2 separate regions of the Mus musculus genome follow, and region 2 is linked to region 1. Evidence: chromatin loops called from intact Hi-C (ENCODE). Cell type or tissue: left cerebral cortex. All regions are shown on one strand. Links, peaks and the distances in the headings refer to the core of each region. The heading gives the core; the rest is flanking DNA.

Region 1 (7,682 bases), core at 1,155-6,154:
TTTGCAGACTTTCTTGCTTCTTAAACTGTTCTACCATGTTTATCTTTTATAAAGCTGTTCAGTAAGATGTCTCTCAATTAAAATTGATCTTCTTATAATGGGTAAATTTCTTCTGTTTAATGTGAGCTTTGTGATTGCTGGTTCTCTTTTTCAGCCTAATTTTATTATGGTTTCAGTAGATGTTTAGGGAGGGTGCTCACTGAAGAGTGTATGTGAAATTTTCATTAGGTGTCAGGTGCAATATTAGCCTCTGTGCGTGGGGTAAACTAAATGAAATCCTTGCCACTGAAGAATAAAATGCATTGCTGTCAATGTGCCAAGCAGACACACTCCATCTTTTAGAGTAAGGTGGAGGAGTAAGTGGTGGAGGGAAGAGAGGCCCTGATGGTAGAGAAAAACTTTCTTTCACGGAGGGGCAGCTGGGGAGTCTTCTTGGAGAAAGTGGTCCTGAGACAATCCTTGGAGGGTGAGAATGACCCACAAGTTCCAAGTGAGAAAGGTTTTGTGGGTTGTGGATATTGCTCACAAAAGCCCATCAGATCAAGACACGGGGGATGCCAATATTTGGAATTCAGATAGCCCTGGAGGGTTCTAGGAGAGCTTGTTAGGTGATAAGCTTAGAAATTAGATCTTGAGGGGCCGAGAATCAAATAAATTACATTGACATCAAAGGACCTGGGGTGCACAGTTCTCTTTTTGAAGTCAGATGGAGATAAGTGGAAGAGGAGTCGGTGAGGCTACTGACAAGCGGGTCTTCCTGGGGTGGTAGGAACCTGTGGAGCAGGGCAGGCTGGAAATGGGAGACAGAGGCTTCCAAAGCAAGAGCAAGAGCCCGGCTGGGTACTACTGGCAGGGATACAACAAACTGGGTAACAAGAAGGAGGAAGTCAGTGAGGATTCTGAGTTTTCAGATGCAAGCGTTGTGTGTTGGGGGTTGTCAAGTGGACTAAGAGCCCGAGGAAGGGAGGGCTTGGATCACATGCTATGGGGACATCACATGCTATGGGGACATCACATGCTATGGGGACATCACAGGTTCACAGTTCTGCTGAGGTCTGACTCTCCACAACATGCTGTGTCCTTTCGTGTTATTCCAAGAAAACGACCTAAATTTAGTGCAAACAGCTAAATCAAACGAGTCCAGACCATAACCAAATGTCTCCTTCATCCTCCTTGGCCCCCTTTCTTCTCTTGTCACTTGTTGGAATTAGTGTTCTCTGACCTCAGAGCTGAGATGGGCGGCAGTACAGTGGATTGTCTCTGTTGGGAAATGGGCACAAACGTTGGGAAAACCAGACCTTAGGCTCTGTAACCGCCATCATGTATACCAGCCAAGGGATGGAAGTAGTGGATGAAATGAGTTTCATGGGTGTTCAGAAGACCTGTGTTGCTTGGCTGTGCTGGCTGGTCAGAGCTCTCTGGAGAGAGCTTCATGGGAACATGGCTCCATTCTGTGGAACGCCCTTCATGACTACCATCGGACTGAGGTCCATGTCCCTGGAAGAACTAGCTAAATAAACCAGGGCATCTCTGTTGTCTTGCTTTTGGTTCCTGATCCCCCTTCTACTCTCATAGTGTATCTGATTATTGAGAAATTAAATTGTTCACAGAACAGACACTTTCTGGGGAGGACTGGCAGCCTTCATAGGTAGATGAAAGAGTCCATAGACCATGAGGTGGTGGCTATAGTCCAGGTGAGGATGAGGACGGTCAGGATACTTTGGAGAAGGAATTCACAAAGTCTGGCAATTATTAAGATATTTATTTTTAAATAATAAAAAAAGATGCCTATATGTAGCCCAGGCTGGCCTCCCCAGGCTGGATTCTTTTGCCTCACCTTTCACAGTGGTATAATTACAAGTGAGTGTCACTTGCATCAGAATAGTCTTATTTTAGCCCTGCTTTTCAATTAATGGCCATGAACTCACTGTTGAGTTGGGTGGAGTCTGAGAGGCCAGAAGGATGACTTTAGCCTAAAGCTTGACTGTGTGGGTCTATACGCTGACAGTCCTATGGGAGAAAGATTAGAGTTCTTGGATACAAATGGATACCTGAAATCTCAGCCAAAAGAAGAGGCTGGAGAAAATGGTGTTGGCTACTGCTCTCCCAGGAGACCTCTCTCTCTCTCTCTCTCTCTCTCTCTCTCTCTCTCTCTCTCTCCACACACACACACACACTTTAGAATAAAGCACAATAAAAATGTCACCATGTTGACTGCTGTACTAGTTTAGGCTTCCTGGATCCTGGACTAGAGATGCTGAGATGGGCTTTGAAGAATAAGACATCCAAGAGCGATAGCGAGGTATACAGTGCTGGTGACAAGAGATGTTTGGATATATGCTGGGTCTAAATATAGAGTCCAGAAGTTCCCAGTCTTTGCTCAGTAGTTGACAGTAGCGGGTCATAAGGTAATGTTGGTAGCTATCAGAGCGAATGAATTCTTAGGAGATGGAGGAATAAAGTTCTAGGAGGGAGTCAGACCTCAGGATGGCTGGAGGTGAAGACCTATGTCCCGCAGAGGCGGTGGCATAGGTCTGGGGTACACAACTAGATATAATTGGGAAAGGAAAGACTTCTTGAACATGAAGGCCGCTAAGCTTGTTCAGGCCACACACACACACCACAGCAGCCAAGTCAACAAAAGAACTCAGGAGGTGTTAGAAGCCTTGGCCTATATGCGGCATCCTAGGAGCCCAAGAACCCCCTGCACATCACTCAGTTCCTTTGAAGCGATGATCCCATTCTGCCAGCTTCTCCCTCCCGTTACTCCCTGAGCCCCGGGATGGCAGAAGAGGACCTTTCAGAGGATGTGGCTGTGATAGCAATGTGACAACGACATGAGTTTAATAACGATGTCCCCATTTTTACTGGTTCTCCTCTCTCTGACAAGAGGTGGAGCGGCCATCTCAGTACGCCTGGCATGAGACACCGTGGCCTTCCTCACGCAGGACCACGACCCCGTTCTGCGGTAGCTGCAGCCAAAGGCTCTGTTGGGGGGGGGGCGGAGGGAGTTGGCCTCCCGGGCCGGGCTATCCAATCCCTTCTCGCAGATTTCCCTCCGCTGGCCCGCAGCGGCGTCTCGTGGATTCGCGCGCGGGCTCGGGCGGGCGGCGCGAGCCCGGGTATTGCGAGCCCCCGCGCGCCAGGGAGCGGCGCATGCGCGGGCGTCCCGCGAGCCCGCTGAGGCGATCCGAGCCGCGGCGGCGCCGGGAAGCCAGCGACGGAGCTGTGAGGGACCGAACGGCGGCGCGGGGACGGTGGAGACGGACAGGTGGTGAGCCCTCGCCCGCGTCGCCAGGGGCTCCTCGGCCGCCCGTGGAGTCTCGCGGTCGGTCAGGACGTGGCATCCGGCGGTGGCGGTGGCATCCCGGACGGCCTGTGAGGGATGCGCCGCCTACTGCCCCGCGCCGCCTGACCGCCCCCGCCTTGCCTCGCGGTGCGCCACAGCCGGGCCCGCGGCCGCCCCTGCGGCCGTCCCCTGCGAGCTGTCACCCAGCCGCCGCGCCCGCGGGGCTGCGCCCGGCCCGGCCATGTGGACCCCCACGGAGGAGGAGAAATACGGCGTAGGTAGGTGAGGCTGGGGCCTGGCAGCGGCGGGGGCTCGGGGGCACGTGCCCAAGTCCCGGGCCCCGCCTCGATTGCTGCTGCCCCGGCTCCTCCGCCCCTGCCCGCACACTGTGCGGCCTCGGCGCGGGGCGGGTGCGGTACCAGCGCGGGGATGGGCCCGGGGCTCTGGGTGCGGGAGGGCGGCAGGGGGCGCTGGCGGTGCGGCCTCAGCAGGTGCGGCGGGCGGGCGGGCGGGCGGGCGAGCGGGAGGGGCCGCAAGGCCGGGGCAGTTGCGGGAGGTTTGTGATGTGAGGCGCTGGACAGTTTACCCAGGAAGATGCATCTTCAGCAGTCAAAACCTTGATTTTAGTGAATTTCTGCACCAAGGTTGATGAGCCCGATGGTTGTTTATTTTCCGATTGGAAGCTTACAAAAAAGGATGCAAAACGTTGACCTCATTCGCTCAGTCTAAAATGATGCAGATCTTTATTTTGCTTTAAGGGTTAGAAATAGTTCCTCTACTACTGTGGGAATTGTTTTGGACATACATCATTGTTAAAGTTTAGTGCATTTTGCTGACATTTTTTAAAAAAACAAATCTGTTTTCAAATGAGAACGATACTCCTTAGTTTCTTCTTAAACTGTTAGGTGAAACTCCCGAAGGTTAACGATTTCTTTTAATATTCCATTTCTTTAAAAAAAAATTCAGTTTTTAAGGGACTGAGTGTTTTATCTTTACAATGTTAGTATTTCGTGGCCAGCCACTTTACATCATTGTAAATAACCTATTGGATTTGGTTACAAATATTTAAAATGTGGAGTGTGCAGGGTTTTTTGTTCTTAGCTTGTAATGGAAAATTTTAGAAAATGTATAGGAAGTATATTGCTTAAAGGCAAATTATTATTTCAATCAATGCAACAGTTCTAACAGCATTTCCTTAATAATTCATTATAAAGAAACTTTGTAAACCGCAGTGGTTTTGTAAAGTGCAATCGTTTTGTAATACCATCAGGCAAGGTATGTAAAAATACTGTTTATAGTAGAGGGGCCCTCTATCTTCTTCTGAAAACTAACATTCTAAAGTTTATAATTAGCTATGCTACAGAGGACCTGGTAAAAGACCCCAAGTTCTAGAGTCTTTTGAAAAGGAATTAGGAAATGGTGCACAGGCCAGGATTCACCCCTAGGGACTCTTTTACCTTTTCTATTTAAAGCATTCCTTGAATACTAAGTTGCTACTGTGAAATGAGGAGTTGATGGTTCTTCTGCTATCAGAACTACTTAATTAGAATAACAAACAATCAGTGTGAAAGTGGTCAGCTGTCCAGTGGTACTTGATAAATTTTTCCCTTCTGGGGAGGAACTCTCAAGTAATGCTGATAGTGGGATTCAGAGTGCTGGCTTCTTTTTTACTGGTGCTTTGGGAAAATTATGTAAATAATTTTCTTAATGTGTAAATGAGGGCTCGTGTTAACATATCTTACAGGGTTGTGAAAACCAAACAAGTACACACTAAGTAGTTTGTAAATGTTAATCTCCCCATTAATACTTAGACAGTGATGACACTATATAATGGTGTGTTAGTTCTGAGTCTGGTAATTCAAAGCAATCAGATGGAATGAGATTAGCTTTAGAAAAAATTGTCATTCCCTGCAGAGGAGCATAGGATTGCATACACCTTAGATCTTAAATGGCCTGTTGTTACTCTGACGATAGTTTCTTTGTAGCTGTGGTCTGGTATAATTTTGATGCTTTCTTTCTTTCTTTCTTTCTTTCTTTCTTTCTTTCTTTCTTTCTTTCTTTCTTTCTTTCTTTCTTTCTCCTCTTCTTCTTCTTCTTCTTCTTCTTCTTCTTCTTCTTCTTCTTCTTCTTCTTCTTCTTCTTCTTCTTCTTCTATAAAAAAGCAACTACTGGATATTTCTCTAACAGTTTTTTCCAACTGTCATTTCCTATTATGGTCTAAAAGTTTTTGTTTAAATTGCTTAAAACTCCGGACTTCCTCCCCTCCATAAACTTAGGGGCCGCACTCCTAGGTGTTTTCTAAAAATCTAATTCAATCTGTAAGATATGTTCAATATTGTACTTAATAATGATAAAAAGGCAATACAATTAATTTTTAAATTAGTTTTCCATTTGTTTGATTTCAAGCTAAGGACTAGCTTGAAAGTTTAACTATTACCACTGTTTCTATAAGAAAATGTTTTGAGTTCAGCTTTCTAAAAGTAAACATTCATGTATTTGTTGGTGTGGAGAATGGGTGTACCCATACTATGACATGCAGGTGGAGGTCATAAAACACCTTGAGGAGTTTGGGGTTTTTCCCCTTTACTGTGTGTGTTTTGGGGATTGAACTCAGGTCATCAGACTTGCTGGCAGGTGACTTAGCCCACTGAGCCATCTCACTGAATTTAACAGAGATTTAGTTTCTAAAGGTCTGTGGGTAGAGCCTGGTGTGGTTCATATCACCTTGAATTCAGGAGATCCAAGGATCAGGATTTTGAGGAGGCATCAGAAGGAGGGAAGAAAGAAAGAAAGGATGAAAGAAGGAAGGAAAGGGAAAAAAGATCTGTAGTATAGAGGAGTCTGAGGTGGGAAAGATCCACTGTCTACAATATTTGAGTCAATTCACTGGTTCCTAGAATAGCCTGAAGATAGTGGCTTCATTGGTTATTTTATGGCCCTTCAATCACAAGAGGGAAGCCCAGTTTTTGAAACCTCTGGGAGAGAACCAATACCTCTTTTTGAGGCAAATCCAGAACTTTAATTTGTTCTTAAACACAAGGATATAATCTATAATTTATAATCATTGGTTTAATATTTGCAGAGAATGTTAACATTAAAATTTTTACTTTATTTTATTTATATGTCTGTTTTTTGTGTCTGCCAAGTTTGTTCCAGTGTTCACAGAGGGCAGAAGAAGGTGTCAGAACCTCTAGAGCTGGAACTCAGGCATTTGTGAGCTGCTAGACATGGATGGGTGTGGGAATCTGAACTCCAGGTCCTTTGGAAAATAGCACATCTCTTAACTTCTGAGCCAGAAGTTTCAGGTCCAGATGTAGCATCTTTAGACACATCCTAAAGCACAATGGTCTGAAAAGAAGCCATTGAGGTTGGAAATGCCTCATATTCACACTCCGTGTCTACAGTGGTGTTGAACATTAACTTTCAATAGCTTCTGAATCTTCTGAAATTTGTATCTTTATTGTTGATAGTAAGAATGTTTAAAATTATTCCTACTGTGTAAACAGCAGTTGGTCTGCTATATTAGGGATTTATTTCCAGTGTTACGATTTTACCGTAGTGAACAAGCCTATTTATGATTGTGCTCTCAAGTCTCTTGTATACCTCCCTCCAGACAAATTATGTGTTGAGAAGCAATATTTTGTAAAGTTTTTGCACATAGTCTCTGAAGACATTTTTTAATTTTTAAAACATACATAAATACGTCACCACTTATTTTAGCAGTGGCCCAGGTACTTGTTATATTACACATTAGGATATTTTAGTGAGGATAATGACTTTGTTGGGAAATGAGTCTTTCAGAAACTTCCCGTTTTCCTGTTTGTCTACAGTGCTATAAAATCTCAACCTACTTCCACATACTATCCTCCTCTTCTCTCAGTACTCATTTATGTGTTTTTGCTAGTGAGTGAGAAACAACATTTGTGGTAAAATTACAGCATGATAAACATAGATGTAGTACTGCATCTTTACCAGTTGTGTATTTGACCTTCTCTACTCAAGTGGAGCCCATATTATTACTGCACAGCTGTAATAATAACAAGGGTATTCTCCCCCCACCCCCAAGACAGGGTTTCTCTGTATAGCCTTGGCAGTCCTGGAACTTGCTCTATAGACCAGGCTGGTCTTAAGCCTACAGAGAGAGATCTGCCTGGCTCTGTCTTCCAAGTGCTGGGATTGAAGGTGTGCACCACCAGTGCCCAGTTAGAATATTGTTATTGCTAACTAGAATTGATGACTTCATGTACATTCCTATACATCTTTGTTTTTCCCTCAATATAAATTGCTTGGATTATACCTTTCACCAGGTCAATTTAAAATTAAGAAAATATGTGTATGGGTATTCCAACTTCATATTTCTGTGTATTATGTGCATGCCTGCTGTCCAGGGAGG
Region 2 (7,682 bases), core at 1,447-6,446, 230 kb after region 1:
CACCCCACCCTCCATACCCTTGCACATCAAGTCTCTGCAGGGCTATCCTCTCCCACTGAGGCCAGCAGACAAGATAGCCTAGTTAGGAGAATTGATTCCACAGACAAGCAACAGCTTTAGGGACAGCCCCTGCTCCAGTTATTGTGGGACACACATGAAGACCGAGCTACGCATCTGCTACATACATGTGGGGGGCCTAGGTCCAGCTTGTATGCTGTTTGGTGGTTCAGTCTTCGAGAACCCCCAGTGATCCAGGTTAGTTGACTCTGTTGGTCTTCCTGTGGAATTCCTATCCCCTTCAGGGCCATCAATCCTTTTCCTTCCATAAGAGTCCCTGAGCTCTATACAATGTTTGGCTATGGTTTTCTGCATCTGTTTAGTTAGTTGCTGGGTGGAACTTCTCAAAGGACATTTATCCTAGGCTCCTGTTTGCACATGTAACAGTATCATTAATAGTGTCAGAGATTGGTGTTTGCCCATGGGATGAGTCTCAAGTTGGTCAGATTATTGGTTGCCCTTTCCCTCAATCTGTGCTTTGTCTTTGTCCCTGCATTTTTTGTAGGCAGGACAAATTTTGGATTAAAAGTTTTGTGGTGGGTTGGTGTCCTTATTCCTTCACTAAGTGGCTATAGCAGATGGCCTCTTCAGATTCCATATTCCCACTGCTTTGAGTCTCAGCTAAGGTCACCTGCATTGATTTCCTGGGATCTTCCTCCATCCCAGGTCTCTGGCATGTCCTAAAAATGCCTCCCACCCCAGCTGCAGAGTTCCATTCATTCTCTTGACTCTCTGGGTCTCTCTCCTGTCTTTCCCCACTTTGATACTGTAACCTTCCCATTCCATTCCCCTGTCCTCTCCCACCTAGATCCCTTCCTCCATCTGCTTCCTATGACTATTTTATTCTCCTAAGTGAGATTCAAACATCCTCGCCTGGCCCTTCCTTCTTGTTTAGCTCCTTTGGGTCTGTGGAGTGGAGCATGGTAACTGTATTTTATGACTAATACCCACTTATCAATGAGGACATACCATGCATATCCTTTGGGGTCTGAGTTACCCCACTCAAAATATATTCTAGTTTTATCCATTTGCCTGCAACACTTATGTTGTCCTTGTTTTTAATAGCTAAATAATATTCCACTGTGTAAATGAACCACAATTTCTGTATCCATTCTTCAACTGAAGGACATCTGAGTTGTTTGCAGCTTCTAGCTATTATGAATAAAGCTGCTGTAGACATAGTGGGCCATGTGTCCTTGTAGTATGGTGGAACATTTTTTAGGTGTATGGCCAGGAGCAGTATAGCTGGGTCTTCAGGTAGAACTATTTGCAGTTTTCTGAGAAACAGCCAGAATGATTTCCAGAGTAGTTGTACACGTTTGCACTCTCACCAGCACTAAAGGACTGTTCCCTTTGCTCCACATCCTTGCCAACATATGCTGTAGCTTTGAGTTTTTTTATCTTAGCCATTCTGATGGGTGTAAGATGGAATCTCAGGATCGTTTTGATTTGCAGTTCCTTGAAGACTAAAGACATTGAAGATTTCTTTAAATGCTTCTCAGCCATTCGAGATTCCTCTGTTTAGCTCTGTATCCTAATTTTTATGAGCCATAAAATGTGTCCTTCTGTTATAGATGTAACAACGAGAGTGAATGGACCCAGATTCATGAGAACATCATCCGAAAGTCAAGTACCAAGTACTCTGCCCCCAGTGCCAGCCATGGTGATGTATTTCTTTGGCTAGAATATTTTGTGTTACATTTGTATGTGCTAATTTGTAGCCACTGTAGTGGTTGGTGTTGATTGACAGTGCTGTGTAAAGTTTTTTTCCTATCCACATTGTTTCCTTCCTAGGAATTTCCTAGTAGTATTTCTTTATGTAGTCACTTATGACCTTTTTAGCATCTGCTGATTAAAATAGTTTGATCTTTTTAATAATAAATTCTATACACTTTGCCAACTTGAACTCCAGTCCAGGGGGGGGGGGTGTTTTAAGGTTTATTGCATTGCAAAGTCTGTTTTCTTTAACAAAAAGACAAATATCAGTATCAATTTTCTTTCTGTTCCTGTTGAATGTCAGTATCATGAAGAAAGCCTGACAGTAATGAGTTAGTGAAGAGTCTGGAACTGGAAAGCAAGTCTTTGAAAGCAGCTTTCATCTTAATCAACTTCATTTCTTTTACCTTCTTTTTAACCTATGTTTAAATAATTTATATATGAATCTCAGTGAAATTTTACACTGTGGATTGTCTTCTAAGTTGAATATTAAATTAAAACTAGTACTTAAAAGCACAAGAGCTTTTATATACTGTTGTAATTATATACTTTAATTTATGTAGAATGGTGTTTTCCTGAGTTTCGACCTTCAAATTATTTTATAACCTCTTTTACCTAATTTCTCTTTTAATCTTTATAGCACTTGTTGGAAATTAAAAATCAGTTTTATATGACAGTATAAAACCTCCACAAAGCCTGGCAGGTTTTCTTGATAGATACTTCCCAGGTGGGAGGCTTTCAAAGGAGATCTATAGCAGAGACTACAAAAGTTGAGACCTTCACTGAGGACCAATTAATTTCTCTAAATCTATAGTATGTGAGTCCTGAGAGCCTCTTTCATGGTTTTATTATTATCATTTGACAACATTGGATGTTAAACCTAGGGCCTTGAAGTTTGTCTAAGTTCATGAATGCACAGCTTGTAGAGTTCATCCACAGCGTTCTGAATTGTGTGGGAGCTGGCAGACCCAGGCAAGGGTGCTGTGACTTTAGTCTGTCTGTGGACTAATTTTGTGTGATGTTGAAATTGCCTTAATTTTTTTTAGCTTTCTATTTGTGCTTCTTCAAAATAAGTAATATTTTCTACTTTGATTATTTTTCTAAGAAAACTATCAGGGCAGTGGTGTAGGTTAATGATAATGTGCTTAACATGTAATCTTAGGTTCTAACTCTAGCACTGTGGCAGGAGTGATGGAAAGGAGAGCAAACTTGCAGTCTTTCTTAGTACCATGCAGTGGGCAGATGTGTGGTTCTGAATAAGAAAATGTTTTGTTCCTGTAGGTCTTATTATTTCCCTTCAGCTTTTTCGTGGTGACATGGAACAGATCCGGAGAGAAAATCCCATGATATTTAATAGAGGATTAGCAATTACAAGAAAATTGGGATTTCCTGATGTTATTATGCCAGGTAGGAAGAACTGTTTGGGGATTGGGGAGGGAGGTGCATTTACAGGATGGAGTTTAGTGCTCCTTTCTTAAGCAGGTGGTAGGCCATTCAGGTGAGCTATTTAAGTCTCTGCCTCCCAAGTCAGGTAGATGAGTGTAGTTTCCCGCAGTAGACCTCTGGGTTTTATAAGCATTTATTCTTTACCAGAAGCCCATACCATGCTCCTCAGTGTAATGTGACAGAGAGTTCAGAGATAGGCTTTGGGGATTTTTGGTGATAATAGTATCAACATGAAATTTTTTCATAGACATGTGTTTTTGTAACCACGTCTTCCATCACATTCCCTAGCTGAGGATTACTGTACAAGAATTTCCTGCTTAAGGGGTGTAATTTATCAAAATATGTGCTTACACTATCAGAGACTGTCATTCATGTAGGAATTACACTTACATTTTAATGTAGCAGAAAATAGATCACACAAACAGTATACACAGATTTAGGTGCTCTACATATTACTGCCTGGTCCTTTTCTCAGTGTCTATGGATGTCCAGGGGAGAAAGTGGGGATGCGTTGCCTCTTGGGTATGCTCTACTAGGTAATAAATACTAGGCTCATGTTGTCTACTGAGTGGACTGAGGTAGAACCAAATGGGCTGCTAGAGCTGAAGCAGCTCTTAGACGGGAAAGGGCTGGGTCGTGATTGATGGCAGGGAGTTCGATAATCAAGATGTGAAGACATAGGGATCTCTGACCAGGCAAATTCCTGGTTGTCTGGATACAATCTGGAAGAGGCAGACCAACCCTCAGTTGAGTTTTAATTCCTTGTACAAATCTTGTTTTGCTGAGACGAGCCAGGTCAGGACGGACTGAATTGTCACTACTCCAGATGTCATCTGTTAGTTCTTCTTGCTTCTTCACTAATCCTCTTGTTAGAAACATTCACCAATATTCACCCAAAGATGAATGTGACTTAAGCATAAAGAAGGCCCACAAAGTGGGTTCTGCTGCCTTCCAGCTACTCCATCTTGCCCAGATTTATTTTATGTTGCCTTCATTGCCTCCCCATGGACACTGAGTGCAGAGCAAGCTACTGTGCACGGCCTTTATTTCCTGCTCAGGAACACAGGGGGCTCTTTGGATGGCAAATTTAGGCCAGCTAGATCAATTATGTTTATTGCTAAGTGCTAGGAGACTCCATGCTTATGAAGGGCCTCCATCTGTCTGTTGTACAGGTGAGTATTCCTTTGGAATACTCCTATACTTTTCTGATCCCAGTCTTCAGACCTGTCTATTCCCCATAATCAGGGAAAGAAAAGCTCAAACGACACTCTCTAGCTTTGCAGCCATGGTTTTGAAAGGAGAATAGAGGCTTACCAAGATTGATCTAACAACCTTTCAGAATTAGATGTCAAGGTACTAACTGTGGAATTATGTGAGTCCTTTAAGTCCTTTCTTTCTTCTAAGTTTTTTTGTAGACTATTTGGACATTAATTTCCTAATAGCTTTTGGAATTAAAACTAACCAGAATCTGGAAAGAAATAAACTCCAGTCAAAATTGTACATAAAGCCTGGGAGATAGCTCAGGTAGCAAGTAGAGTCCTTCTCTTTTAAGCAGTTGCATGTGTATGTATGTGTATACACTTGCGTACATATGTGTGCATGTCTGTGTGCCCATGAGTATGTGCACTCATGTGTTTATGTATTGTGGTCGGTCCATCTTGGGAACAATGACTGTAGGAAGAAAAGCCTTGGAATGTAATAAGTCCTAGCCACCCCTCCTTCTGAAACTGGGGCACTCTTCTTCTAAGAGAATATTATTCCTGGATTGCAAAAGTCCCTCAGCTTCCCAGTACTGGCCAGCTTACAAGAAGTTGCAACTTCATCTTCTTGACACATGGACACATGGCACAAGAACAGAAAAGAAACTATGTCAGTAACTGTGAGCTTATCAACACTAAAGTCTGAGAAATTATAGTAAATGAAAAATTAGAATCACTCGTAAGCTGTGATCCTTATTTTTAAAGTACCCAGCATTTGGCAGAAACTACCAGATACTCATATGGAGAGGTCTATTTCTGTTGGGCTGGCCCAGATAGAGCCCTATCAAAACATGATGCTAGATAGAGCTGCACGGAGGAGTTAAGCCAGACTCTGGCCCAGGTATCTCACATGTCATCTCTGAAATGGTCTTTCTGACATCTTTTCATTGCTTTCCATGAGAGTTTATACACGTCAGGTGGGTGTTATTACAGGTTGGCCCTACCACATGTAGCTCATAGTTTGTTCTTGCAAGAGCACACGCGCATGTGTGTGTGTGTGTGAGTTTGTTTTCATATGTCTGTGTACATATATGTTTACATAGAAGCCAAAGGTTGACACTAAGTATTTTCTGTCACTTGTTTTGACACAAGGCTTGTCACTGAACCTGGAGCTCACCAGTTGTCTAGGCCAGCTGGCAAGCAAGCCTCAGGAAACTTGTGTCTCCATGCTCTCCACAGCAGACTTACAGACACGTGCTGCTGCGGCTGGCTTTTTACATGGCACTAGGGATCTGAATTTAGGCCCTCATGCTTGTGCAAGTATCGTGGTACCAACTAAGTCATCTCTTCATTTATTTTAAACTAAGCACATAAAACCTTTTATTGGATAATCACAATAGTTTTTGTTTTCTCCTTTCTTCAAGATTATTTTTATCCAGTATAAAAGCTAATGACTCTATAGCACACCCTTAGTCCTTCCCTGTGTTCTAAAAAGATGATGAGTAGGAAAGACTGGGTTAGGACAGATGTTCCAGGGGAACAAGTAGATATTCATATCATTCCCCAGGACTCATGGGTCAGCATCTAGTCACAATAATGCCTCAGAGATTTCTGGCAGCAAATGTACTGTACCATGCTTCAAGTATCCTGTTGAAGAAGCTGCTGTTCCCTTCCTCTAGACCATACTTTAGCCAGCAGCAGTGTGCCTCTTATATCTTTCCTAGAAAGCCTGTGTCCTGAGGTTAGTGGAACTCCAGAGTTCTTTTGTGGTTCTATGAGAACTACAGTGGTTTAAAGCCTTGAATTTCTAAGGGTCTTTAGTCTCTAGTTGATATGGGTGAAGTTTCAAACTAGTTGGTCTTCTATCTTAATATAAAAGTCCACTTATGCATTAGTATATTGTTCTAACTAGAATAATTCTTCCCCCAAAGCAATGGTTCTTTGCTGTCAGTGTGAATCAGAATCACTTGCAGGACTTAGGAAAATAGATTATTGTAGCCACCTCAATTGTTTATGAGTTTTTGAGTCAGGGCCTAGTAGTTTGATTTCTTACCAGCTCTTAGGTAATGGTGGTACTGGTTTGGGAACCTCTTTAAGAACTGTGTCTTAGGACTGAGAGATGGTTCAGTAGTTAAGGGTATTCACTGCTCTTGAAGAAGGCTGGGTTTCAGTTCCCAGTTCTCATATTATATGGGTCATAAGTACTGTAACTACAGCTTCAGGGCATCTGACTCTCTCATGTGCGTTTCAAAGACATAAAGGTACATATGTGCATGCATGTACACACACACACACACATACACAAACACATTTAAAAATTAAAAAAGATTTTTGAAAGAACCATGTTTTAGGGCTGACCAGATGGTTCATGGAGTAAAAGTACTTGCTGCATAAGTCTTGAGTTTGGTGCCCAGAACCCACGATGGAACTAGCTCCTGAAAGTTGTCCTCTGACTTCTACACATACATCAGAGCTCCCATAAACCCATACTCATACACACATCATGCATGCATACACACTCACAATAACAGTAAATGAAATTTAAATTCAAGAGAAAGTATACCATAACTTAGAAAGTACTCTGCATTGGGTGTGAGTAGTTTGTTCCTGCTGAGTCAGATCTAAGTTCAACAGGAGTTGTCCCTGGGTTGCTCTGGACTTGCACATTAGAGAACAGCTGTGCACACTCACCAGCCCTCTTAAGGGCCCTCTGATTTTTGCCTTTTGCTGTAAATACACTCTTGTCATTTTCTTTGATCCTTAATAAAAAGTGCATGTTTCATCACTGACCTACAAGTGATGTTTCTTTCTCTTTTCCTGTTTGTCTTAATTGTTCTTGTTTCTTGTTCTCTGTGCTGTCCCCCTCATTCTCGCCCCTTTCTTTGTGATGCAGAGATGAAGATAGTTGGGTGTAAGTTCTTGATTTTGTGTGTCCTGACTGCTTTTTGCCTGCCTTGTTCCCATCACCATTTGTTTCATGGAATGTTGCAATCCTGGGGTGGGGTGTCATGGACATTATTAATCCTTCATCAGTCTCATCTTCCTGGGTAACTGACAAGAACTAAAAGAGAAGCTGCCAGCCTAATCTAAAACACCATATATTTCTTTGTGTGTTTATTAAGATCTGAGGGCATTTAAAAATAACAAGTCTACAGTGTATAGAAAGAGGAAAGAACTTTTAAATGAGACATAGACATGATATGTTACTCTAATTACAAAGAAAATGAGTAGTTCTTATTCTGAGCCACAGTCAGAAAAGCAAAA

What was found. Peaks named below come from ENCODE experiments on the same cell type or tissue, not always from the same donor. Only the 100,000 strongest peaks of a DNase experiment are listed, where the experiment ranks them.
Region 2: a loop joins it to region 1, with 2.1 times the contacts of the local background. A loop is called at or near these places in 3 of 42 quality-filtered maps.

The regions. Positions count from the first base shown.
Region 1 is chr9:107,227,357-107,235,038 of GRCm38, reverse strand. It overlaps Dock3 (dedicator of cyto-kinesis 3), which reads left to right and starts at 3,130. Exons shown (of 53, transcript NM_153413.2): 1 at 3,130-3,567. The coding sequence starts at 3,531. In left cerebral cortex, for the core only: CTCF peaks have their summits at 3,736 (motif pointing right) and 4,718; DNase peaks (open chromatin) are centred at 3,136 and 3,725; H3K4me3 peaks cover 2,808 bases; H3K27ac peaks cover 1,738 bases.
Region 2 is chr9:107,000,829-107,008,510 of GRCm38, reverse strand. It overlaps Dock3 (dedicator of cyto-kinesis 3), which reads left to right. Exons shown (of 53, transcript NM_153413.2): 13 at 1,632-1,720; 14 at 3,055-3,180. Among named protein-coding and RNA genes, the nearest start is that of Gm22454, 92 kb to the left of the region's middle. In left cerebral cortex, for the core only: a CTCF peak has its summit at 4,223; a DNase peak (open chromatin) is centred at 5,136; H3K27ac peaks cover 326 bases.